3 separate regions of the Mus musculus genome follow, and regions 2 and 3 are each linked to region 1. Evidence: chromatin loops called from intact Hi-C (ENCODE). Cell type or tissue: heart. All regions are shown on one strand.

Region 1 (8,000 bases):
TTTGGGATCCCGCCCCCTGGAGACTAGGTGGCTCCCAACTTCCTCCATTCCTTGGGCTCTCTTCTCTGCCCCCAGGTCAGGGAGAGGTGCTGAGGGCAGGGTGGACGATGAGAGAACAGAGGGACAACTTTCAAAGGGGTCTTCCAGGTAGTAGCCTGGCAGGCTAAACATAGCATCTGGGCTGATGTTTACCAAGCAGTTATGGCCCTGTCCCCCATACACCCAGATTATGTGTGAGGTGCTACGCACGGGACTCGAACATCCTAGAAAAATCCTAACCTGTAAGCAACACTTTCAGTGTGTGGGTGGGTGGGTGGGGGATGTCAGTTATTTCTCTAGGAGGGAGAAGGGTACAGATGGCAAGATAGGGACATGAAAATATACAAAATCTCTGGCTTGGTGGTGTCCCACACTTCAACCAGAGTCTAAAAAACGCTCAAAGTGACTCTGCCCCATGGAAGGTGTGAGCCCAGATCCCTCGCCTTTAGTTCCTATTCAGCTAAACATGGCTGTCAGGCTTCTCCTGAGACAGACCCCCTACTCTTTCCACATCAAAGGAGGCTGTCCAGGGGAGTCCTTGTCTTTACTTGGGGGGCAGCTGAACTCTTAAGAGAGTTTTGCCATCTCCTACATTCCATCCCCACCTGCATGGAGAAGCCCAGGACCTTCAGCTGGGGATGGGGGATGCACACTGCTAACCACTTAAAAGGGCAGGTGAGAGAGCATCTCTCCAGCAGATGCGGACCCAGAGTCTTTGAACAGAAGAGGGTGGGGCCTCTGTCTGAGGATGCTAGGGGACCTTAAGCCAGGGCTTACAGCCTGAACCACTGGGTTGTGGAGGCACCAGAAAGCTGGTCCCTTCCTTTTCCCAGCTGAACTTTTTCCTCCCCACCTGAGTCCAGACTTCTAAGAGAGTCCTTCTGGTGTGGGGACAGCGATCTGAGTAATGTCTCAAGTGCCTACCCAGCTGGGTGGACTTGCCCACGGTCAGGCCCTACCTGGTGTGGTTAGTAGCCACTCCCCAGGGACAGGCCAGGGAAATTGTAGGGAAAGGACTGAAGTTGAGCGGTAACCTAGTCCAGCGGGGTGCTATGAAGAAAAACCCAGTGTGGGGAGAAGGCGCTAACCTTTCCTCCTGCTGGGATTGGGGTCCACACTCTGAAGGCCAGGGAAGTTAGGGAGGAAAGGTGGCTTTGCTTCCATGACCCCTCCCCCTGCCACCAGCTTCTCACTAGAGTGGGCCGGGCTGGTCAGGACCTGCCTCCTGCCTTCCTCCGCAATTGCTCCCCGTGTTACTGCTCTTGATTTTTTGAAGCCAGATCAAAGGTGGGACCCAGCTGGGAGCCCTAGTAAAATCTCAGCAATGTGGAGCCTTGGAGTTTCAGAGGTGAAACCAGGAACCAGGGGAGGAACCAGCCCAGGCTGGGACTGCAGGGGTCAGAGGCCAGGGGCAGAGTGGGAAGGGACCTGGGGCAGGAGCAAGCTAGAGCAGCAACTTAAAGGCTCCAAGCCGAGCGCTTTGGCTGGCGCTGTTGTCCTTTCAATACAGTGACACCCCCCCCCCCCAACCTCAGTGGCCAAGACAAGAACTCCTCTCCAGCCCAGAGTCCCACCCTTCCACCACCATCTGTTCTGTCACCAGTACTTTTCATAACAGTGAATTCTCAGCTTAGGGGACCCTATTGCTCTCAGCGGTAAACAGCAGGATGGTCTGCTTCCTGGGCCTGGGTGCAGAGTAAAAAATATCTTTATTTCTCATTTTTATGGAGTTGGAGGTTAAACCCTCACAATGCAGGTAAACACGAGTTCTTTCCTTTTTTCAATTTTTTTGTATTGGTCTCCTTATGTGGTACAGGCTAGCCCGAAACTCATGATGGTCCTCTTGCCTGAGTACTCGGATGTTGGGTGGGCACTGCCACAGGAGACTTTCCTCTTTCTTTTTTATACTTTCCAAATGGAAACTTAAAGCTAAGATGCAGTCCTGTGTCCCAGGCCTGCCCACACATTCTTCCTAGTGGTGTCAGATCCCTTCCAGGTGAGCCACGAGACTGCTCTTATCCTTCAAAAGGTCAAATATGTAGTATGTATGTATGTATGTAGATATTGGTGTCTTGCCTGCACATGCATCTGTTTGTCAGATGTGTGAGCTACAGATGGTTGTGAGCCATCCTGTGGGTTGCTGGGAATTGAATCTGGGTCCTCTGGAGGAGCAGTCAGCGCTTGTAACCTCTAAGCCGTCTCTCCAGCCCCCTCCAGAACTCTTCTTGCTTCCCCTGCCTTCTCCTTCTTCTCCTTAACCTGTCTCTCTCCTTGCTAGGAACTGCCTTGCTGTCTTCTAGTACTGTGGCATGGAAGAGGTTAACTGTTGGGTGTATAGCTGTTCTGAAGATATATTCTTCAGGGGGCTGGAAGATGAGTGTTGATAGAGTACTTGCGGCCCAAGCATGAAGACCTGAGTTCAGATCTCCAGTACCCATGTCAAAAACAGTGTGCACATTCATAACCCAGGTTCGGGGAAGGTGGAGACAGAAGGGTTTACTGGCCCCAGTTTAGCTGAATCTGCAGGTTCTGGTTCAATGAGAGACTGAGGACGACAACTATCGCCTTCTTATGACCATATGCACACACATGTGCTTGTACCAGAACTCACACACCACACACACATCCACACAAAAGGCATGCCCCGTGCCTTTTGTAGGGAGATGCTGTAGGGTGGAGCAGCTGAGTGTGTGTGTGTGTGTGTGGGGGGGGGGCATCCCAAGGCCCTACCTTCCTTTTCTCAACAGTCTTGACTAGGACCATGAAAGACTGGGAGCCATGCCCATCAGAAATGACCATGTCTTCGGCGCTCAGCGCTTACACTGTCCCCTGGCTAAGCCTTCCTTAACTAAGGCCTCTGTCCTCAGAACTGCAGGTGGTTTGGACCAAGTCCTGAGTCTTCCCTGCATTGAGGTGATGGCTGCCAGGCAGAGCGGGATGGGCAGTAAGTATGTGGGTCTGGGTACAGAGGAAAGGACAGGAGTGCCGTCCTACAAATTATGCTATCATCAATTCACTGTGACCTCAGCCAACTCCAGCACCTTCTCGAGCCTTGGTTTCCCCTGGTCATAAAATATGGGGTTAATTGTCCCTCCTAGGGAAGCTGGGAGGGTTAATTGGGCAATGGCTCTGAAGAGAAGGAGATCTATAAATACAAGGGATCATTAGAGGGTATTTCACAGCCGTTTTGTGGCCCCGATGGTATTATTAATATGATTATTGTTATTGTTATCGCCACCATCACCCACTTCCCGAGTCTCTGCCAGCTGGGTCCTGCTTCCAGGTGAAGGAGCTCTGCCAACAGCCTCTGTGACCCTCCACCCTCAGGAGTGTCGGGGACCCCTCAGGAGGTTATTTCATTGTGGCATTACAGAGGGGGTCAAGAGCTTTAAGGGGAGGGGGTGAGGGGACGTGCCATGCTTGCTTAGTGAGGGCTAAAGGCTTTTAGTCCAGGGATGACCCTGGTCTGCTGTGGGAAGCCTGGACTCGAGAAGCCTGATGGCTCCATGGAAATGTGCTCATGGTGAGGAGAGGGCCAGCAGGAGTTTGAGGTGGATGGTGTTTTCTGGGACGCTGAGGGACGGGCAGATGGGGATGTGCTCTCTTGAGGAGGCAAATGGCTCTTCTTAAAGGAATCTCTTTGTAGGGGTCCTAGGATTCTTAAGGCCCAGGGATGAAGGACGGCCTAGGCTGGCCAATAATAGGCCCAGAATATCCACCAGGTTATCTGTGTTTCCTCCTTTGGGCATGTAAAACCACGGTCAGGGGCTTCTGAAATGCCTTGGGTGCCCTCTGGCGGCAACACGTGAGTGCTACAGAGGACCAACACCTGCCCAGAGAGCACTTCCTCCTGCCCTCGGCAAGAAGGAAGAACCTACCGGAGGGAGGGATGGCTGGAATGTCCTTGCTGGGAGATTCTGTGGCAGTTGGCCAGCAGCCATCCACCTGGCCAGGAAGGCCAAGGGTAGAGGGAGCTGTGGGGTCACAGCAAGGGACGGAAGTGGTATCCCTGGGTTTGCAACACGGGCAGTTGGTGGCTGTATGTGTGCACCAGGATGCACACTGTGGGGAGCTAGAACATACGAGGGAATCCACCTTTGGCGTTCCTGGATGGTTCACCCAAACCAAGGGTTTTCCCATCAAGCCACTGTCGGGGTTTATGCATCAGGGCGTCAGGGATGTATGGGAGGGTCTTCTCCATAGGTGGAGAGAGAATGAAGAAAGAAAACCAGAGGAGGAAAAGGAAGAGGCAGAGGCCATGGGGAGATCCTAAGGCAAAAGTGAGCATCCTCAGAAGGCTGAGGGGGCTGTAATGGTTTGAAGAATTAGCCTGTCAAACTTGGGCCATAGGAGGGAGTGTGACCCGGTGTGGAGGCCAAGGCTGCCTGCCCTTAGACAAAGGCAGTCAGGACATGCTTCTAGACCAAGAGCAATGTTGAGCCTTGTGGATCTTTCTATATCTTCCTGGGGACAGAGACCATGACTCCGTGTGTCTCCTTCAGTGTGCTCAGCACCCTTGGGGACTCTGGATAGACAAGGGCAGCCACATGCAGAAGAGAACAGAGAGGGCTGGGAAGCAGGGAGAGCCCAGAAGGGCTTCACAGGAAGCTGAAGCCAGGGAAGCAATAGAGCGGACATGGAGCAAGCTGAGCCCGAGTGAGAAGTGCTCAAAGGACCGCCAACAGCTGTGCGCCTGCCAGCGGCACTGTGCCGGTAGTGGAGGGCGCGCGGTGGAGGTCAAGGTAAACATGGACCATACGTGGTGGAGAACGAGTAACTTTGCACACTAGAAATGGGGACAGAGTGGAAACGTGGACTAGGAGGAGGCTCAAAGCAGCTGGAGGCAGCACCGACAGAACTTGCTTCCAGACCCACCAGGGACAAGATGGCGCTGTGACGTGGGTGATGTGGGCAGACACAGCTGGAACCGCCTAGCCACCTTTGCTCTTCAAACACCACTGCAGGTAGGGTGGAACAAGGAGCTCTTCAGGGATGGAGAGGCAGGAGTGGGTTGGCTCAGGGCCTTTGGTGAAGGAATGCTTTGTTTACATCTGCCTTGCTTACACATGGATTACCTGAGGGTCTTCTTCATATAGGTGCTCGGCTCCATCCTAGGGACTGACATCCTGGGATGAGACAGGAGCCCAACTTCAGAACTGCTGAGTCTGACGTATAGTCAGGACTCTGATGTGGTTAGAGCACTTGCTTTTTGTGCACGAGGCTCTGGGTTCAATCCCCAGTATAGGAATCAGGCATAGTGGAACCTGCTGCCTAGTCTCTTGGAAATGGAGACCTGTGAGAAAAAAACAGTTGTGCGGTGGTCTGAGGGGGCTTATGAATGAACTTGAAAGACTCATCGGTAGGGTAGGGAATGTGGTTCAGTGGACCCTGGTTCAGCAAGCATGAGGCCCCAGATTCAATGCCCAGTACAAGGGGCAAACAAGCAAACACAAAGGGTCCCTGTTTTTGTCTGTGCCTTTAATAACCTAAAAACAAAACAAACGTACACCCCTTTAATCCCAGCACTCAGAAGGCAGAGGCAGGTGGATTTCTGTGACTATGAGACCAGCTTGGTGTACAGAGTGAGTCTACAGGGCTACACAGAGAAACCCTGCCTGGAGAAACGAAAAAAAAAACCAGATAGCCAAAACCCAAAAACAAACAAACAAACTGACAGGCTTTAAAAGGGCTGAACCATTCATTTTAAAACTATTGGTACCAGTTGGGTCTGGTGGCCCATGCCTGAGAGCCTAGCACTTGGGAGGTAGAGGCAGGAAGATCATGAGTTCTGGGCAAGCCTGGGCTATTTGAGACCCTGTCCTAAAAACAACTAACCACCCAATCACTACTACTGGTGAATCCTAGGTTTTCTCACTGTCCCCCACCCACACTTTTCATGTGTTCTTCATGAGAGGGCCTCTGGGAAGGACAGAGTTAGCTACCTCCAGCTTTGTCCTAGAAGAGGTTTCCACCCAGCAGGATAGTCAGCCCCACCTCCCCACCAAAACCCCTGCACCCTAATGTACCTGAGTCACTGAATCCGGGCGGAGCCCTTGGCTACACAGCAAAGCAAGCCAAACTGGAAACTGGCCCTGGGAACAGAATGTATGGGCTAAACAAGTCTTATGCAGATGTAGGAGTATGCAAAGTCATTCTTGAACTCCGAATCCATTTCCTGATCATCTCGGATAGAAGGCCCAGTTCTTCCACTGTAGCTCAGTCCCTTAGGGCAGCCATGAGGGAGAATGGGGCTCAGTGGTAGAGACTGCCTCCGATGTGGGAGGTCCTGGCCTTGATTCCCTAGCCCTGAAACAAACAGAAGTGAAAGAGTGGGAGAAGGGAGTCCTTCATGTAAGCCAGTGACAGACCAGGGCAGCCAGCACAAGCAAGGCGAAGCTTGACTGGGCAGGAGTGAAGAGAACAGATTTTGTAGGACAAAGGAAAGGCTTACCTAAGAAGAAAGGGAACTCCTATGTGTTTAGGGACTGTGACACCTTTCCTTGAGAGAAAAGACTAGGGAAGCAAAGAAAGGTGGGGAAAGGCATGAAAGACAAGAGCATGGAGGGTATGTGTGCGTGTGTGTGTGTGTGTGTGTGTGTGTGTGTGTGTGTGTGTGTTTGTGTGTGTAAGGGTGAAGGACCCAGTTTAAGCAGAAAGCTTTGATTTTATAAAGGACATAGAGTCCCAATGAAGGAACGGTGCGTGGGCACACATGTGCACACGGACGCCAGAGCAGGACATACACTGGGTCCTGCTCTGTTGCTGTGTCTCACAAAGCCTGGAGCTAGGTTGGCCACTGGCAGACTCCAGCCATCCTCCGGTCTCCGCCCTGACCTCACATGTGAGAGGTGGGGTTACAGAGGCTGAACTCCAGCTTTTCACACGGGCTCTGAACTCAGGCCTCTTGTGTTTGAACAGCAAGTGACATCTTCCCAGCCCCAAGTGAAGGATTCTAGCTCCAGAACTGATAGCATCTGATGTTTGGTGTTTCAAAACCTAACCAGAGAGAGGTAGACTGGTAATTCCAAATTACTACACTCTAAGCATTTGGCTCTTTATTGTTTATTTATTTATTTTTTTGTTTGTGGTTTGTGGTGTGTGTGTGTGTGTGTGTGTGTGGTTTTTGTTTTAGACAGGGTTTCTCTGTGTAGTCCTGGCTGTCCTGGAACTTTCACTGTAGACCAGGCTGGACTCAAAGTCAGAGATCTGCCAGCCTCTGCCTCCCTGCTGCTGGGATTGAAGGCCTGGGCCACTGCCACCCAGCTTGGCTCTATATTTTGTTATCACTTTATCTCAGCAACCTTTTCTTCGAAGTGACAGGAAGAAGGAGGAGGAAGATAGAAGAGGCGAAGAGAAAATGTAATGAGAGCTGGGGAACAGCTCGACGATACAGTTCATGCTTAGTGTTTATACAGTTCATGCTTAGTGTTGGGGACTTGATCCTCAGCAAATAAGACCCCAGCAGGGATGTATGTGTCTCATCTACCTGCGATCAATGTCTCTCAAATGTTGATTTGGGAAGCTTTGTTACATGTTCTTATAAGTTAATTTACTGGATGTAAAACATTTTTTTCTCACTGTGGGTTAAAACAACAAAACAAAACCAACCAGGAAGGGTGGTACTATGAGGTGGATGTGTGAGTGCTCTGGCTTCAACAAGAGTCTAAGGGTCCACTGCAGATGGGGTGTGGGGTTTCCTACCCACGCAGGTCTCAAGCCAGCGTGAATTCCCTCTGAGTGCTACGTACAGCTTGCCTAAGTTAGTCGTTCGCAGAGGGCCTGGAAGAGAAAGCTAAACCTACCTGTGGTGCCTGTCAAGCACGGCCCCTCATACAGGAGGAGATGAAGCAGAGACCAAGCAGGGTCGCTAGGATGCCAGCGTGCAATTCTGCCCACCTGAGGCGCAGGCTAAAATGCAGATTCTAGGCACACACACCCCGCCCCCCGGGAAATAGCAAATG
Region 2 (8,000 bases), 66 kb after region 1:
GTCACTCTGAAGGCTGGTGAAGGACACAGAGAGGCCACTGCAGCTGAGCCATCGTGGCAGGCCAAGGGTGGGCACAGGTGTGTCACACAGAGAGCAAGAATGGAAGCTAAGGAGGCTGGCATGACCTGGGTTTGAATCCCAACCTCCCCAGCATCAACTGTATCGGTGTTGGACGAGTAACCATGTAAGCTTTGGCTCTCTCACCTTTAACTTAGCTACTAATAGAATCCGCCCTGTCTGTGAGTTGTTATAAGGATCAAATTAGATACAGCTTATAAAACATCAGATCTACACTGGCAGGTGGTTATCACTTAGTAAACAAGCTAACCATAACAGAGGGCAGGGCAGCCTGCTTGCAGGGCACCTGCACTGTGCGGCTCTGTCCTTCCGCATTGCAAAGCCTGGCTGGCTCAGACTCTGTCCCTCTTCACCGTCCCCTCTTCTAAATCAGCAGAGACATTTGAGATTCATGATCAGAAACCTTCTGCAGCCTCTCCTTACTGAGAGTTCCACAAGCAAAGTCCTCCCTCTCTCCCAAAGCTGGCAGAGTGAATGACTTGAACAACCTGGTCATAGGTCTACCCATAGGCCTCAAGTGCCTCATGACCTAAGAAAAGTTCAGGATGCCTGTGTCCTCTGGGCTAGTTTCCCCCTGGGGTCAGTGGTTGGGCAGAACTATCATCAAAGATCTGTGAGTCAGCACGGAGCCGTGGGTAGGGGTGAAGTGCTGGTGGTCTCTGTTTCACCCTCACGACTCAAGAGGATTGGGTCTGCTAGACTGACTGCACAGCCCCTGCTGTGCCCTGGTGTTGGTTCAAGGAGGAGAGATACCCTTGGAGGGTGTGGCAGGGCCGGGCCTCGTGGGATGTCCCAGGGAACTTGCACCACGTTATTGGAACCCAGTGTTTAATCATAGGGGAGTCTGAGCAATTCCACTTGCTTGAGTCAGCATCCTGACATGGGAGCCAAGTTCCCATGAGAGCTCTGAAGAGGCCCTCAGTTCCTCTCTGTGGACTATTTCCAGGGATACCTCTCAACTTACTTTGTAATGATAATGATTATATATTTTATATGTGTGTATAGTTCACAAACCATGAGATCACGTAGCTACAATATGCTGTCAACTGTAAAAAGTTCTGAACATTTAAAAAATATTTGTATTGTTTTTATTTTATGTGTATGAATGTCTGGCCTGTGTGTATGTGCATTAGAGTCCCCCTGGATCTGGAGTTACAGGTGGTTGTGAGTGGCCATGTGGATGCTTGGATGCTGGGAACTGAACCCAGGTCCTCTGCAAGAGCAGCCAGTGCTCTTAACTGCTGAGCCACCTCTCCAGTCCCCTAATTCTTTTCTTTTCCTTCTGTTTCTGAGACTGGATTTACCTATTCTGGATAGCCTCAAAATCACTATGTGGTCCAGGATGACCTTGAACATCTGAGCCTCCTGCCTCCACCTCCCACCTGCTGGGATTACTGATCTATGCCACCTCATATATGTGTGCTAGGGATGGAACCCAGGGCTTCAGGCACACAGGCTCTGCACTCTACCCACTGAGCTCCATCCTTGCCCTGCGCTCTGCATCTTTAGTGTGTTTATTTATTTAAGCCCCTAAATAGAAGCACCCTGAGATAGGCTTGCTGTTATCGCTACCTCGAGAGAACTGTGGCTATTGGAGAAGTGTGGAAACTGTCCAAATCTCACAGGGCCAGAATCTTGGTCTTCCCACTACAGCAGCACACCAGGCAGTTCAGTCCAGGGTCCACTAAGCCCTGAGTATTGTGTTGCGTTGGGGAGTGATTGAAGAAGGAACACGGTATCTAGAAATGCCGTCCCTAGGTCTGCAGGGTCACTGGGATTATGTCTTTCTCTCATCCTTTCAATCTTTCCACTTCTTGTTCAAATCTGAAGCCCGCCCTTGAACGGAGCTGCCACGACAACTCAGTTTGTGACTTTCCAAGCTGTCTTTCTTTTCAGGCTAATGACTGTCTGCAGTCTAAATACAGACTTGAGTACCTTCTGCACACTGTCCGCTTGACAGTCCCCAGCATTGCCAACTCCACAAGTTCAAAGCCCCTCCTCTCCAACACATGCTCCACAACTGGTGTCATTATCTCAGGTGGTGGCACTCCCACTCAACACTTCAGTGTCATCTTTGTGTGTGTGTGTGTGTGTGTGTGTGTGTGTGCTTTGTTTTTGGAGACAGGGTTTCTCTGTGTAGGTCTGGCTTTGCTGGAACTCACTTTGTAGACCAGGCTGAATTTGAACCCAGAAATCTGCCTGCCTCTGTCTCCCAAGCGCTGGGATTGAAGGCGTGTGCCGCCACTGCCCAGCTTGAGTGTCATGTTTGAGTCCTCCCTCCTCACCCATTTGGCCAATCTATTGCCAACGCCTGTCTGTTTTCCTCCTAAATTCTGCTTATCTCCTCCCTACAGCTTCTGACCTAGGTGAGGCCCAACCTCTCCCTTACAGCCTCCTAGTTGCTCTGGACACAGCCTTATTGCCCATTAGCCCATCCTCCTAACCAATATGTGTTATGTCCTTCCTTGTACCAAACCCTTCAGTGGTTCCTCTCTGTCTGCAGTGTGAAGTCCAAGTTCCTTAATGAGGGACTCTTTGTTACGATCCTTATATTTTTACAGCCTCCTCCCGGGTCACTGCCTTAAACCTTTTACTGTATAGAGGTGGGTCTGAGGTCAGCTATAGGTGGGAGACCTGTGTAGTGTCCTCTTGAGATCCCTCGTGAAACAAGGGACCTTGCACTTCACTTTGTCTTGGACCACGTATATTTTGCCGGTCTCCCCTGCTTGTCTTTCCCTGAACCACTCTTGCAGCTGTAGTTTTAAAGTTTGTGCAGTCTCTTCCATCAGAAACAGCCTTTCCACTCCACCAGGAACACCCGCCATCATCCTTCCTTCTGCAACTTTTTTTTTTTTTTTTTTTTTTTTTTTTGGCTTTTCGAGACAGGGTTTCTCTGTATAGCCCTGGCTGTCCTGGAACTCACTTTGTAGATCAGGCTGGCCTCGAACTCAGAAATCCGCCTGCCTCTGCCTCCCTGCTGGGATTAAAGGCGTGTGCCACCACGCAACTTTTTGTTTACTATTCAATGAGTGTTGCTTCCTCTCCCTTCCCTGTCCCAGTCGTCCAACAAGAATCGGGTGCTCAAAAATCGTATTTATCATAAATGGGAGGACAAAATGTGACGAGAGCCTCAAGAGACCTGTGACCTTCTATATGTGGTAAAGGGAGAAAATGGTGGGAAGAAAGTATTTTTTTTAACTACTTTCGAAACGCCATCGGGAAGGTGCTAGGACCTGTTCCGCGCATGTGTTCGTTCTCTAGCTGGGGGCTCCGCGCCAGGCTGATGAAAAAGCAGCCTAAAACGGCTCTTGGGTGCCCCCTACCGCCATCGTGCAAGTGTAACATCCCTTCCTGGAGATCACCCGGCCGGAGCCCGCCTCTCGCCTTCCATTGGCTGTCAGCTATTCTCCCGCCCCTCCGGTACTCAACCAATCAGAACATCGTGATGGGCGGGGCTTTCAGCAGAGGGGCGGAGCGTGGTCTTGGATTGGCTCCGCTGAAGACGGCGACGTGGCTGAAGGAGGCCGGTTTGTTTCGGAACTGAGGCTCAAGCACAGCCGCTCAGGATTGGTGCTAGGCTGGGCCGGGGTCTTTGGCCGGAAGCGGAAGTGGAGAAAGGATGCAGGTGTGGGGACCAGGGCTGGAGAAACTGGGTCTTCTCTGGGATTCCTGTCCTGCCTCCTCAAGTCCTCCCGTCCTCTGTCGGGTGCTCTGCCCCTGCAGGGTGGCGGTTGGACTCGTGGAATGAGCGCGCGCGAGGCGCATCGCCTTCCCGCGTTCACGCCCTCCCTCCCGGTCGTATTTCCCACCAGGACCATCAGCACGTGCCCATCGACATCCAGACCAGCAAGCTGCTCGGTAGGAGAGGGCGCCCCCGCGCGGTCGGCTCTCGGGGGAGGTCTGCTAGTTGCCCCCTGTCACCAACCAGCAGCCAGGAGCTGTGAAAGTCCCAGCTGAGGTGCTTTACTCCAGCGAACTGTTTGCTCTGCAAGGAAGGAAGCATGGAAAGTCTGTACTGGCTCCGTGTTTTCTACTTTTAACGTTTCTCACGTAGTATCAAATCGTATTCAGGCACACAGGACAAATGGATAGTGTTAAAGATGGACAGTTAAGCAAATGGCTGATCCATTTGAAACCTAAGTCTGTTTGGTTCTGTCTTCATGCATTTTGCATTATTTGGGGTGGGTAATCCTCTCCCATCTATTTAAAAAGTTTCTCTCCTTGGATTTAGGGAGAAGAGGGCCCTAAGACTCACATACAGACCTTTTATGCCAACCATGGTGGTTCACACTGGTAACCATAATACTTGGGAGGCCGAGGCAGGAGGATTGGTGGCAGTTCTCAGACAGCCTGGCTTGCATAGCAAGTACCAGCCTAGTACTCCCCGCCCCCCACCCCCACCCCCCCAAAAAACCTTTAGTCTTAGCACTCAGAAGGCAGAGGCAGGCCTTGGCCACATAGCAAGCACCAGGGCAGCCAGGACTACATGGAGAGACACTATTTCAAAAGAAAATGACAGAGAGACAAGAAGACCTTTTAGTGACCAGGCAGTCTCTGCATCTGGCTTACATCCCTCATTCTGTCACTTCTGGGGGTGTGTACAGCCCCTGGCCCTTGTGTTCACCAGATACGCCAGTCCACTGGTAACACGTCCTTAAGAGGGTGTTTGCCGACCTCAGCCCCTGGAGGAATTCTGGTGTCTGCTGTTTTCCTTTCTGACAACTTGAGAAGAACTCAGAGTCAGAATTTCTGATACTGTTGTTGCTTGAGAGAAATTAAGCGGTTGAAAGATTTGTTTTAAAGGAGAGGGAGTATTCAGTCCTTTGATGGACACTGGTGAGTCCTCCCAAGTGCCTGCCAGGCACGGGCCACCATGTATTCATAGTGTATGGGCACCCGCTGCATCTACCTGGGTGTGCCAGTTTGTCCTCGAGTCCTGAGAAGAACCAGTAGGACACCGCTCACCATGGAGCATTTGTTCCATCCCCGCTGCTATTTTATACTTGTCTTTGTTAAGATGAAATCACTAAGGTTTTGTGAGCCACTGCGAGGCACAAGGCTCGGTGCATAGGGCCTCATCTGATGTGTGGGGAAACTGAGGTACAGAGAGATGGAAAGGAACTGAGAGCCAGCAGGATGGCTCAGTAGGTAAATGTTCTTACCGGCAAGTCTGATGACCTGAGGTCAGCATCAGGACCCCTGTGATGGAAGGAGAGGCTTAGATCTCAAAAGTTGTCGTCTGACCTCCACTTGTGAGCTGTGGCACATGTGCATACATACATTTATGTGCATACAGAGTAAATAAAGTTAAAAACAGACGAGCGGGGCTGGTGAGATGGCTCAGTGGGTAAGAGCACCCGACTGCTCTTCCAAAGGTCCGGAGTTCAAATCCCAGCAACCACATGGTGGCTCACAACCATCTGTAACAAGATCTGACTCCACTCTTCTGGAGTGTCTGAAGACAGCTACAGTGTACTTACATATAATAAATAAATAAATCTTTAAAAAAAAAAAAAACAGACGAGCGACTAGGTTGGGCCATGATAGTGCACACCTTTAATCCCAGCACTGGGGAAACAGGCTTTCTGTGAGTTCGAGGACAACCTGGTCTATGTAGTGAATTCCAGAGGGCAACCTGGTCTACATAGTGAATTCCAGAACAGCCAGGGCTATGTAGAAAGAACCTGCCTTAAATAAATAAATAAATAAATAAATAAACCGTCAGCACCCTCCAGCCTTCGGGGCGCGGTAGGTGTTAGGGGCTTTGCAGTTGTTCGTTCATCCGGTACTTGGCATAACCACCTTGTGTTTTCCATTGTGGCGGTTAATCCCAGCCCCGAGGAAATGGAAGTTGAGCAGCACCCTCTGTCAACACGAAAGATATAATTACACACAGAAGCAAAATATTATGGAGACTTTAGAATGGTCAAAAGTGGCACTTTCATGTTGGGACCAATTTAAAGTTTTCCTTTATCCCTGTGTTAAGGCGGTTGCTCTGTAAAACTCATACGGGGATAAAGCCGGGGCGCCAGGGACTGTTTAGCCCAAGCGACTCTCTGCGTCTGTCTGTCTTTTCATCTCTTCCCATTCCTCTCTCTTAGCTAATACAAAGACTTTTGTTCAATATCCAGTATGTGGCACTTGAACCAGTGAATTCCCAGTGGGCAGTTAGTGGTATGGCGGGCTGTGGTGACCGGCTGGTTCTCGTGCAGACTGGCTGGTGGACAGAAGACACTGTAACCTAAAATGGCAGAGCCTGGTGCTGACCATCCGGGAAAAAATCAACACTGCCATCCAGGACATGCCAGAGAGCCAGGAGATTGCCCAGCTGCTCTCTGGATCCTGTGAGTGATCTGGAACCCCCCCCCCCCCTTCCTGGAGTCACCAGGGTGGCCCCCAGAGTGAGAATTTTTTTTCTGAATCGCAGATGCTGGTTGGCAGCAGAGTACAGGGGTCAGCCACCTGCAGTAGCCAAGGGGAGAGGAAGGGAGGTGGAATTCTGAGAGTCCTCATTCTTACTTTCTAGACATTCATTACTTCCACTGCCTAAGAATAGTGGACCTTCTTAAAGGCACCGAGGCGTCCACCAAAAATATTTTTGGCCGGTACTCTTCACAACGGATGAAAGTGAGTATGGCCAAGGACTGGTAGTGTGCAGGTGGGGACATCCACGGCCTCTGCAGTCTCACTGGTGAACAAGCCAAGATGCCTGATCTTTGTCCCTATAATATATACCAAAGTGGACCTGTCCACTGGGCTTACACATCCTGACCGTCGGGGATCACTGTCACAGTCTCATCATTATGTGGGTGGTCCAGCCAAGGTTAAAGCTGGAGGAAGTTGAGGAGTTTGTGTCTGGTATGCTAGGAGGCCCGGGGCAGCCTTCTCTGCAGGTTTTGGCTGGGAGGAAGCTGTGGCTGCTCCCCTGGCTGATGTCCTCGCTCTCCTTCTCAGGATTGGCAGGAGATCGTAAGCCTGTATGAGAAGGACAACACCTATTTAGGTAAAGTTGCCCTAAAGGGGCCAAGCATCCATGAGGGGGCGGGCACGATGCTGTGGCTCTGAAACAGCCAGCTGATAGAGAGCTTGGAAGGAAGTGGGGTGCGGCGCAGATGTTGCCTGATTGTAGGTGTGAAAAACGGTTTTGCACGTGCTCCATGAGAGGGAGAATCAGGCAGGAAGTGAACCTTCGTGTGCCCTACTGAACAGTCATCTGGCCTGTCTCTCTCCCTTGGGGAGGTAGTGCGTACTGCCCCCACCCTCGCTGTGTGTGGGGGCCATCCTGTGATGTGTGGGCCATATTGGGAGCCTGAGAGGAAGCAACTAATGGTTGATTATAGTTTGGATCATGACTCTGAATAGTAAATAATTGTAATTATTAATGTATACCAAACACTCTGGGTTTTGTTTTATATGGATCCACAGAGAAAACACAATAGTCCCTGTTCGGCAGCTAAAGATTGAAGCAGAGAGGGTACACAACTTGTCTTGGGTCCCATAGCTAGGAATGGAGAGGCTGAGAAGCCAGCCCCCGTCTCCTCCACCATGCTAGGGCATCTGTGTGCACCTCAGGGCAAGGGTATCCTACAGTCAATTTCCTGGGCCTTCCTCAGTGGAACTCTGTAGCCTCCTGGTTCGGAATGTCAGCTATGAGATCCCCTCGCTGAAGAAGCAGATTGCCAAGTGCCAGCAACTGCAGCAAGAATACAGCCGCAAGGAGGAGGAGGGCCAGGCTGGGGCCGCTGAGATGCGAGAGCAATTCTACCACTCCTGCAAACAGTATGGCATCACGGTGAGCAGCACTTCATTGCAGCCAGACAGTCTTGGGACTGGCTCTCTCCGGGCTCAACTCCACTGCAGCTGGCGGGCTTCTTTCTCAGTTGGATTGTGCCCGGCCTGGGTCTCTCTCACCTTCCTACAGT
Region 3 (8,000 bases), 190 kb before region 1:
TGTAGAGATTGTTTTTCGGCTTACCAGATTCCCTTACTAATAAGACAATGCATGTTTTTGCCAGTTTCAGGTATTTATACTGGTAGTTCTGTTGTGAACACAAGGGGGCAGCAGATTGTCAGCTTACTGAAGTGGCCGCAGGGAATTGTTTCCTTAGGACCAAGATGTGTAATTGACAACTTACCAGCTCTGGAGAAGTAGTCAGCTATGGGGAAAGGGTGTCTCTGACTGGGGACCTTGAGCAACTTTATCTTGAGTGACCCTTGTGTATCTCGTGAGCCAAAAAAGCACTGTATATCAGACTTAGTTGATTTTTCATATACATTTCCTGTGTGTTTTGAAAATACAGAACAGCCTCAGGTGTTCCTATCCATCTTGTTTTTGTTTTTGTTTTAATTAATTAATTAATTAATTATATGTAAATACACTGTAGCTGTCTTCAGACACTCCAGAAGAGGGAGTCAGATCTCGTTACGGATGGTTGTGAGCCACCATGTGGTTGCTGGGATTTGAACTCCAGAACTTTGGAAGAGCAGTCGGATGCTCTTACCCACTGAGCCATCTCACCAGCCCTGGGGGTTTTTTGAGAACTTGTTTCATAGGACTTGGGGCTTGCTGGTGGGGCTGGTAGCCAGTGAGCCTAGGACTCTACTCTCTCTGCACTGTAGTGCTAGGATTATGAACTTGTAAATCATAGCCAGTTGTTTTCTGTTTTGTTTTTAAAACAGGGTCTGACTATGTAGCTCTAGCTGTCCTAGAGCTCATGTGTCCCACTGCCTGTCAAGTGCTGTTGAAAGCATGCACCACTGTGTCGGGCAGCACACAGTTTTCTCATGTGCGATCTGGACAGGAAACTTTGCAAACATTTTACTAGACTGGGTTATCTTTCTAGCACTAGATGTCAGGTTATTAATAGTTTTTTTCTTTTTAATGTATTCAGGGATGACCCTGAGTTTCTGATTCTGTCTCCCATCTGCTAAGTATGGATCATCTCCCACTGACTTGTGCAGTGTTGGGGACTAAACCACAGGCTTTGCACACGCAAGAGAAGCACTGTAGCAACTGAGGTTCATCCCCAGTCTAAGAATGTAGTTCTAAAAGTAGGCATGGTCCTTTAATATACAGGAACGTGGTGCATAGATCTGCATATGTGTGCTACATAATGCTGACGTTGATCAGAGTATGGCCACCAGCTCCAAATACCACAGCGAACACAACCCTGGCATTATATACCTGCTGTCGTTCTTACTGTAGGTCGTAGCATTCATCATAACAACTTGTGTACTTTGTGTTTCTCCTCAGGCAGCAGAGCAAGGACGCCCCCCGGAGCACACCAGCAAATTTTACGCCAAGGGAGCACTGCAGTACTTGGTGCCCATCCTCACACAGACACTGACTAAACAGGTGAGCCTCTAGACTGGTTGGTTCCGTAGGGAACAGCTTCCATGCATGACGTTGGCGCCATCTGTTGTGGATGACTCAACTTGGGACTAGCTGAGCTGAGCCACTGAGTTGTGCCTGAGTGTTTCAAACATTTTGGTTGTGAACAAACCTTGCATTGCTGTGATTTCATGAATGCTATAGCATTTATACTCATGAAACATGTGTTTTGTATAAGTTCCAATAAAGATAGGTTGTGGGTAGTAGCAGGAAGCTTGCCTGGCATGCACCTGTTCCCTCTGCTTCAAAGAAGAAAAAGAAAAAGTAGAATTGATATGCTACCTATAGGGCTCTTAAAAGTCTGTTTTAGTATCTGCAATAGTTTCATGAAATCATTGGATTTATGTATGTATTTTTAAAAACGAATAAAGTTGGACACATCCAAAAAAGGACTCTTAACCCATGAAAAATACTTGTTAGGGGCTGGGAATTTGAGCTCAGTGGCAGAGTGCTTACCCACCATCATGTATGAAGCCCTGAGGTTAGGTCTTCAGGGCCACCTAAAACAAGGTGTGTGCCTGTGATCCTAACACTAGGATCTGGAGGTGGGAGGATCAGAAATTCAAATTCACTTGGCTACCTAGTGAGATCTGTCAAAAGAACCCTGGAACCTAATCCAAAGCCTTCCATGTCAGTTATTATTCATTACAATGGCTAAGTGATGGCTCAGGGGTTGAGAGTGAGTACTGGACTCAAGTAGCTACAGCTGCCAACTCCAGGAAGACCTGTATTTCTGGCCTGCCTTCACAGACACATGCATACACATATTTTAAACACATTCATTCATATTTGTAAACAAGAGCAAGTTGTCTTTTTGTTCTATTTTCTTAAGACAGAATTTCTCTGAGTAGCCTTTGCTTTCCTGGAATTCTGTAGACCAGACTGGCCTAAAATTCACAAAGAAAGGTTCATTACAAAATCAAAATCAAAGCTGTCTTGAAGATCTAAGTGATGGGTACATACAACATTCTTAGGTTTTTTTGTTTTGTTTAAGCTTTTTTTTTGTTTTGTTTTGTTTTTTGAGATAGGTTTTCTCTGTGTAGCCCTGGCTGTCCTGGAACTCACTCTGTAGAGTATGCTGGCCTCAAACTCAGAGATTTGCCTGCCTCTGCCTCTCAAGTGCTGGGATTAAAGGCATGTGCCACCACGCCTGGCTTGTTTAAGCTTTTTGAGGCAGGGTTTCTCTGTGTAGCCCTGACTGTCCTGGAACTCCACTTTGTACCCCATGCTGACCTGGAGCACAGAGTTCCACCTGTCTCTGCCTCCTGAGTGCTGGGACTAAAGGCAGCCAGAGGTCTCATGAGCACTGGATTTTATACCACTGCTCTCCTCACTTTATCCATTGCATTGTTTCCTGTTATCATGTTTATGAACTGTTACTAAGAGAATCTCGCAGTGTCCTGTGTGACTCTGAGCTGTGAAGTATTCTGTGCCGGAATGTACATGTTTCTCGGTGCATATCAGTCTCAGAGTTTGTTAGGAATATGCAAGTTTAATAGCTTTGACCCTTTTTTTTAAATGTATGTCTCTGTGTGTGTTGCTTCCATATGTCTGTACACCATTTGTGTGGCTGCTATTCTTGGAGGCCTAGAGAGGGTATCAGGTCTGGAGCTAGTAGCTATTGAAGACAAGCCCCTCTACATCTCTCCAGCATCTGCAATGCTTACCAGGAATGCCTTTACTTTTGAATATATTTGCTATATTTTTTCCTCCTGAACAGACTTTTTTTTTTTCTTTTTTGAGACAGGGTTGCATGTATCACAGGCTTATCTCAAACTTGATATATACTTTGACCCTTTTTCCACCTACCAGTGTTGGAGTTACAGGGGTGTTGTAGCATGGCTGCTATATGTATTGTTGACAACCAGTCTCAGGCTTTGCAAGCCCTCTACCAACAGCTACATTTCCACCTGCTGTTGGTTTGAGACAGGATCGTTGTACACCTGGTTAGTCTCAAACTAAGATAGTCCTCTTTCCTCAGGCTCTTAAGTCTTACTTTTACAGGTGTGCTCCACCAGCCTGGGCATTCTTATAGGTAGTGGAGGTTTCTTAATTCTATTGTACATGATAATTGTATTCTTCCATCTGTTTCTTGGGGTGACGTAGGTTATGCTGTGATGAAATGTGAAAAAAGTTTTTTGTTTTTTTAAATCAGTGTTTTATATTTTACTCCCTGATTAAGCTCTAATGATACTTGGGAGTATATAGCAAGCCTTCTAAGTGAATTCATTGCAAGAAAAGCTTACTTAGGCTGGGCGTGGTGGCGCACGCCTTTAATCCCAGCACTGGGGAGGCAGAGACAGGTGGATTTCTGAGTTTGAGGCCAGCCTGGTTGCAGGACAGCCAGGGCTACACAGAGAAATCCTGTCTCAAAAAAAAAAAAAAAAAAAAAAAAAAGCAAAGCAAAGCTTACGTAGTGCCACATCTGTCACCAGGATGAAAACGATGACGACGATGACTGGAACCCTTGCAAAGCAGCTGGGGTGTGCCTCATGCTCCTGTCCACCTGCTGTGAAGATGACATTGTGCCGCATGTCCTTCCCTTTATTAAAGAGCACATCAAGAACCCTGACTGGCGATACCGGGATGCAGCAGTGATGGCTTTTGGCAGTATCTTGGAAGGACCAGAGCCTAATCAACTGAAACCATTAGTCATACAGGTAAAGCCCGGGGAAGTTTTAGATTTGAAATGGAATGGGGGTGGAGAGTGCGCACATGTAATATATGTGTGACTCTAAATAATCACAAAGATTTCCAAATAATTGAATGGTTCGTAGCACAGGCCTACAAACCCAAATCACACATTCTTGTGGGGATTAACAGGTCAGTTGCTCAAGGGTGCCACCCTTAACTGGATAATAGTGAGACCATCCTATGCTATGCAATACATTTCCTGTCTTAGTATAGTTTCTTGTCATTAATGGTGAAATATATAACTTTTAAAATTTAGTCATGACCAAGAAACTTGAAAAAAAGAAAAGGCTTTACCTTATATCTCTTAACTTAGCACTTGTTTTCTGTAATTTTTGGAGAGCAGGATATGGAGCTCTCACTATGAAGATTGTCTTACCAGGATCTTTTCTTATTTTCTTTTTTTTAAATGCTACATTGTAAGCATTTTCCTGTTGCTTTTGGACTGGAGAGCCTCCACATATATCCCAGGGTAGCCTACTGCCTCAGCCTGTGAGTGCTGCCATATCCACTAGCTCTGAGCTCCAGGGCTCACAACGAATGTCTTCACTCAGCCTTCTAAGCAAATGGGAATTATACTGTGCAGTGCTTAGCCATTTACTCTGTGTTTGTTTGTTTGTTTGTTTGTTTGTTTGTTTGTTTAGGGTCCTGTGTGTTGGGCCTTAAATCAGGATGTGGGGTGATGCTGGCCTTGAACTCCAGATTTTTCTACTTCCACTACCCAAGTGTTGGGTAGATAGGCTCACCCCCCCATTTCTATAATTTTTAATGGTATTATTCTAGTCTTTGAACAAAATTTACATTATGTAATGTAGTCTTTCTTATGGAAATATTTTTATTTTGCTGGTATAAATGACAGAAGAGCTCATGGTAATTTAATTTTGTGCATAAAGAACTGAGTCTGTCAGGATAGAAGCCAGTGCCACTGTGATCACTTCTTGTCTTTACCTGTTCCATATAGACTGCTTGAAAGTATCCACTACAATCTTGAATCATATATGGAATTTGGTGAAGGGAAAGAACATTTTAAACTGTTTTGTTTACTGTTATTATTTTGTTTTACAAAGGATCTAAGAACATTCTATCATTATATGGGGCCAGGGATTGTTACTATTTCACATGAGGTCTTTGTAACTCAGGCTGGCATCAAACCTGGTACATACATAACACATACTAGCCACGGGTGCCCTTCGCTGCCCTTAGATCCCAAGTGCTGCAGATACAGGCATGTGCCACAATGCCCGTGAGTATTTCTTCTGAATGATAGTCGTTATGAATTCCTTTTGTTTTGCTTTATTGTATTTACAGGCTATGCCCACCCTAATAGAACTAATGAAAGACCCCAGTGTAGTTGTTCGAGACACAACAGCGTGGACTGTGGGCAGGATCTGTGAGCTGCTGCCTGAAGCCGCCATCAACGATGTCTACCTGGCACCCCTTTTACAGTGTCTGATTGAGGGCCTCAGTGCTGAGCCCAGGGTGGCTTCAAATGTGTGCTGGGTAAGGGATTTTCTTCCTGGTGAAGGCAGGAGCTTGTCCGAGCCATTAGGAGGTGTGGGAGAGAAAGGTTACTTGTCTCATTGAAAGGCGTGCTCTGAGTTCTGTCTCTTAATGTCTTGAGAAGCCAGAGGGAACTGTACTCCGATTCGTTCCCAGAGCACTTGGACTGCACCTGCTGTACTCCTATGCTTGTTTTTAGATGAAAAGCTTTGTTTAAATGGGGTTTTTTGTTTTTATAACAAGGAAAAAGACAGGGATGAAAGCCAAAGGGGGTAGGCAGCCTCTGTGCTGACTCTGTAGGCTGTGTAACTTACTGGGGATAGAGTTTGGGAAAGGAGGAGTGGGGCTAAAATCCTGTGGTCTGTGTGTGTTTGAGACAGTTTTTCTATATAGCCCCGACTGTCTTAGAACTCAGTCTGTAGACGAGACAGGTCTTGAACTCACAGAGATCTGCCTGCCTCTGCTTCCATCACCCGGCTAAAATCCTTTTTTAAGAGTGTAAGAATAGGAAATGGTAGGCCTTAGTAAAAGAATTCTGCCACTTAGAGAGCTGGGCAGATGACTAGGCATCCACAGTATAAATACTTGAGGTATATGAGTGTTTGGTCTGTATGCATTTATATATTCCTTGTATCTGGCTGGTTCCAACCCCTGGAACTGGAATTACGTGTAGTTGTAAGCCAACTGTGGGTGCTCGGGACTAAACCTGGATCCTCTCTGCAGGACAGCAAGTGTGCTCTCCCATACTTAAATTTTCATCATCTTCATTATTATTTATTTGGAGACAGGGTCTCACTATCTAGCCCAGAAATTATGAGTGGATGCTTATGTATACATGTTTTTAAAGTTTATTAGCACAGCTACATCCACATAGAATTATAATACTCGTAGTCAAATAAATACATGACCATTTCCTAATAGATTCCCAGGCATGGAGTCTCTAGTGGTTTCCCTGGTAGACCACATTGCATTAGGAGTTGTCTCAAGAACCTGTTGGGAAATAGAGCCTCTTGTTTTTCCTTCCCTCAGATCTACTGAAGCTGGCGTTAGAACCAGTTGTGAATTGCCTGATATGGGTGCTGAGAAATGAACTGCTTTTCTCAGTGATCTTTTTTCTTCAAAACAGAGATAGCTCTGGCAACTAGGCTGCCTCTCCCCACCCCCTCAAAACTCAGAGATCCCCCTGCCTCTGCCTCTCAAAGTGCTCGGAGTAAAGGCGAGCGCCATCACTGTCTGATCCTTTAGATTATCTTAAAGCGGGTGGGGCAATGAGAGAATCCTGTAGTGGGCTTCTCTTAAGACTAATCTTAAACTGGCGTGGTGGTGCATGCCTTTAATCCCAGCACTCGGAAGGCAGAGGCAGGTGGATTTCTGAGTTCGAGGCAGCCTGGTCTACAAAGTGAGTTCCAGGACAGCCAGGGCTACACAGAGAAACCCTGTCTCGAAAAACAACAACAAACAAACAAAATCTTAAATCTCTACATTCCAGGCTTTTTCCAGTCTGGCTGAAGCTGCGTATGAAGCTGCAGATGTAGCTGATGATCAAGAAGAACCAGCCACCTATTGTCTGTCTTCTTCCTTTGAACTTATAGTTCAGAAGCTATTGGAGACCACCGACAGGTAATTGATACCCACTGGAGCCCGTGATGCACCCCTCACTGCTGTTGCTGGAGAGTGAGGCACTGGGACCACAGAAAGGAAGCCTGCTCTTTTCAGAACTGAGGAGAGGGTTTGGTAACCACGAGAGAGCTAGGGAGGGTGTGGTATCTAGACTAACACTCGCTCCCATGAGTTTTTTTTTTAATGGTTTTTCGAGACAGGGTTTCTCTGTGTAGCTCTGGCTGTCTTGGAACTCTTTCTGTAGACCAGGCTGGCCTTGAACTCAGAAATCCGCCTGCCTCTGCCTCCCGAGTGCCACCACGCCCGGCAGTTCCCGTGATTTTTGTTTCTTTGGTTTGCTGGTTGGTTTTTTGTTTTTTGAGATAGGGTTCCTCTATGTAGCCCTGGCTATACTGGAACTCATGCTGGCCCCAAAGGGGTTGAAGGTGTGCACCACCACACCCAGCTACCAACCATTTTTGCATCCTATTTACAGTTATTTGTGATAGGTAATGTCTCTGAACTGCATCCCCAACCTCTGGTTTTATTTTTGGGAAACTGTTGTCTGCTTTATGAGCCCCTTTATCCCTTCTTGGCTGAGGCCTGACTTGCATTGCGTCCTTGTAGACCCGATGGACACCAGAATAACCTGAGAAGCTCTGCGTATGAGTCTCTCATGGAAATCGTAAAGAACAGTGCCAAGGATTGTTACCCTGCCGTGCAGAAGACCACCCTGGTCATTATGGAACGGCTGCAGCAGGTGCTTCAGA

Evidence for each region. Hi-C counts contacts between places; a loop is a spot of excess contacts. Peaks named below come from ENCODE experiments on the same cell type or tissue, not always from the same donor. Only the 100,000 strongest peaks of a DNase experiment are listed, where the experiment ranks them.
Region 2: a loop joins it to region 1, with 2.2 times the contacts of the local background. A loop is called at or near these places in 6 of 42 quality-filtered maps.
Region 3: it touches region 1 in a loop (4-fold over the local background); 5 of 42 quality-filtered maps call a loop at or near these places.

Annotation. Positions count from the first base shown.
Region 1 is chr11:96,978,415-96,986,414 of GRCm38, reverse strand. It overlaps a transcript of Sp2 not described here. Among named protein-coding and RNA genes, the nearest start is that of Sp2, 4.7 kb to the right of the region's middle. In heart, a CTCF peak has its summit at 3,833 (motif pointing left); DNase peaks (open chromatin) are centred at 3,834 and 7,814; H3K4me3 peaks cover 463 bases; H3K27ac peaks cover 1,164 bases; H3K27me3 peaks cover 4,881 bases.
Region 2 is chr11:96,912,087-96,920,086 of GRCm38, reverse strand. It overlaps Cdk5rap3 (CDK5 regulatory subunit associated protein 3), which reads left to right and starts at 3,573. Exons shown (of 14, transcript NM_030248.2): 1 at 3,573-3,703; 2 at 3,891-3,936; 3 at 6,291-6,422; 4 at 6,605-6,705; 5 at 7,033-7,081; 6 at 7,692-7,870. The coding sequence starts at 3,698. It overlaps Gm11525 (a long non-coding RNA gene), which reads left to right. Exons shown (of 4, transcript XR_880186.3): 4 at 1-1,152. In heart, CTCF peaks have their summits at 3,393 (motif pointing left) and 3,978; a DNase peak (open chromatin) is centred at 3,516; H3K4me3 peaks cover 1,904 bases; H3K27ac peaks cover 3,708 bases.
Region 3 is chr11:97,169,153-97,177,152 of GRCm38, reverse strand. Kpnb1 (karyopherin (importin) beta 1) reads left to right here. Exons shown (of 22, transcript NM_008379.3): 9 at 1,303-1,404; 10 at 3,876-4,100; 11 at 5,440-5,631; 12 at 7,121-7,251; 13 at 7,858-8,000. Among named protein-coding and RNA genes, the nearest start is that of Kpnb1, 15 kb to the left of the region's middle. In heart, a CTCF peak has its summit at 94 (motif pointing right); no DNase peak of the experiment used is centred here.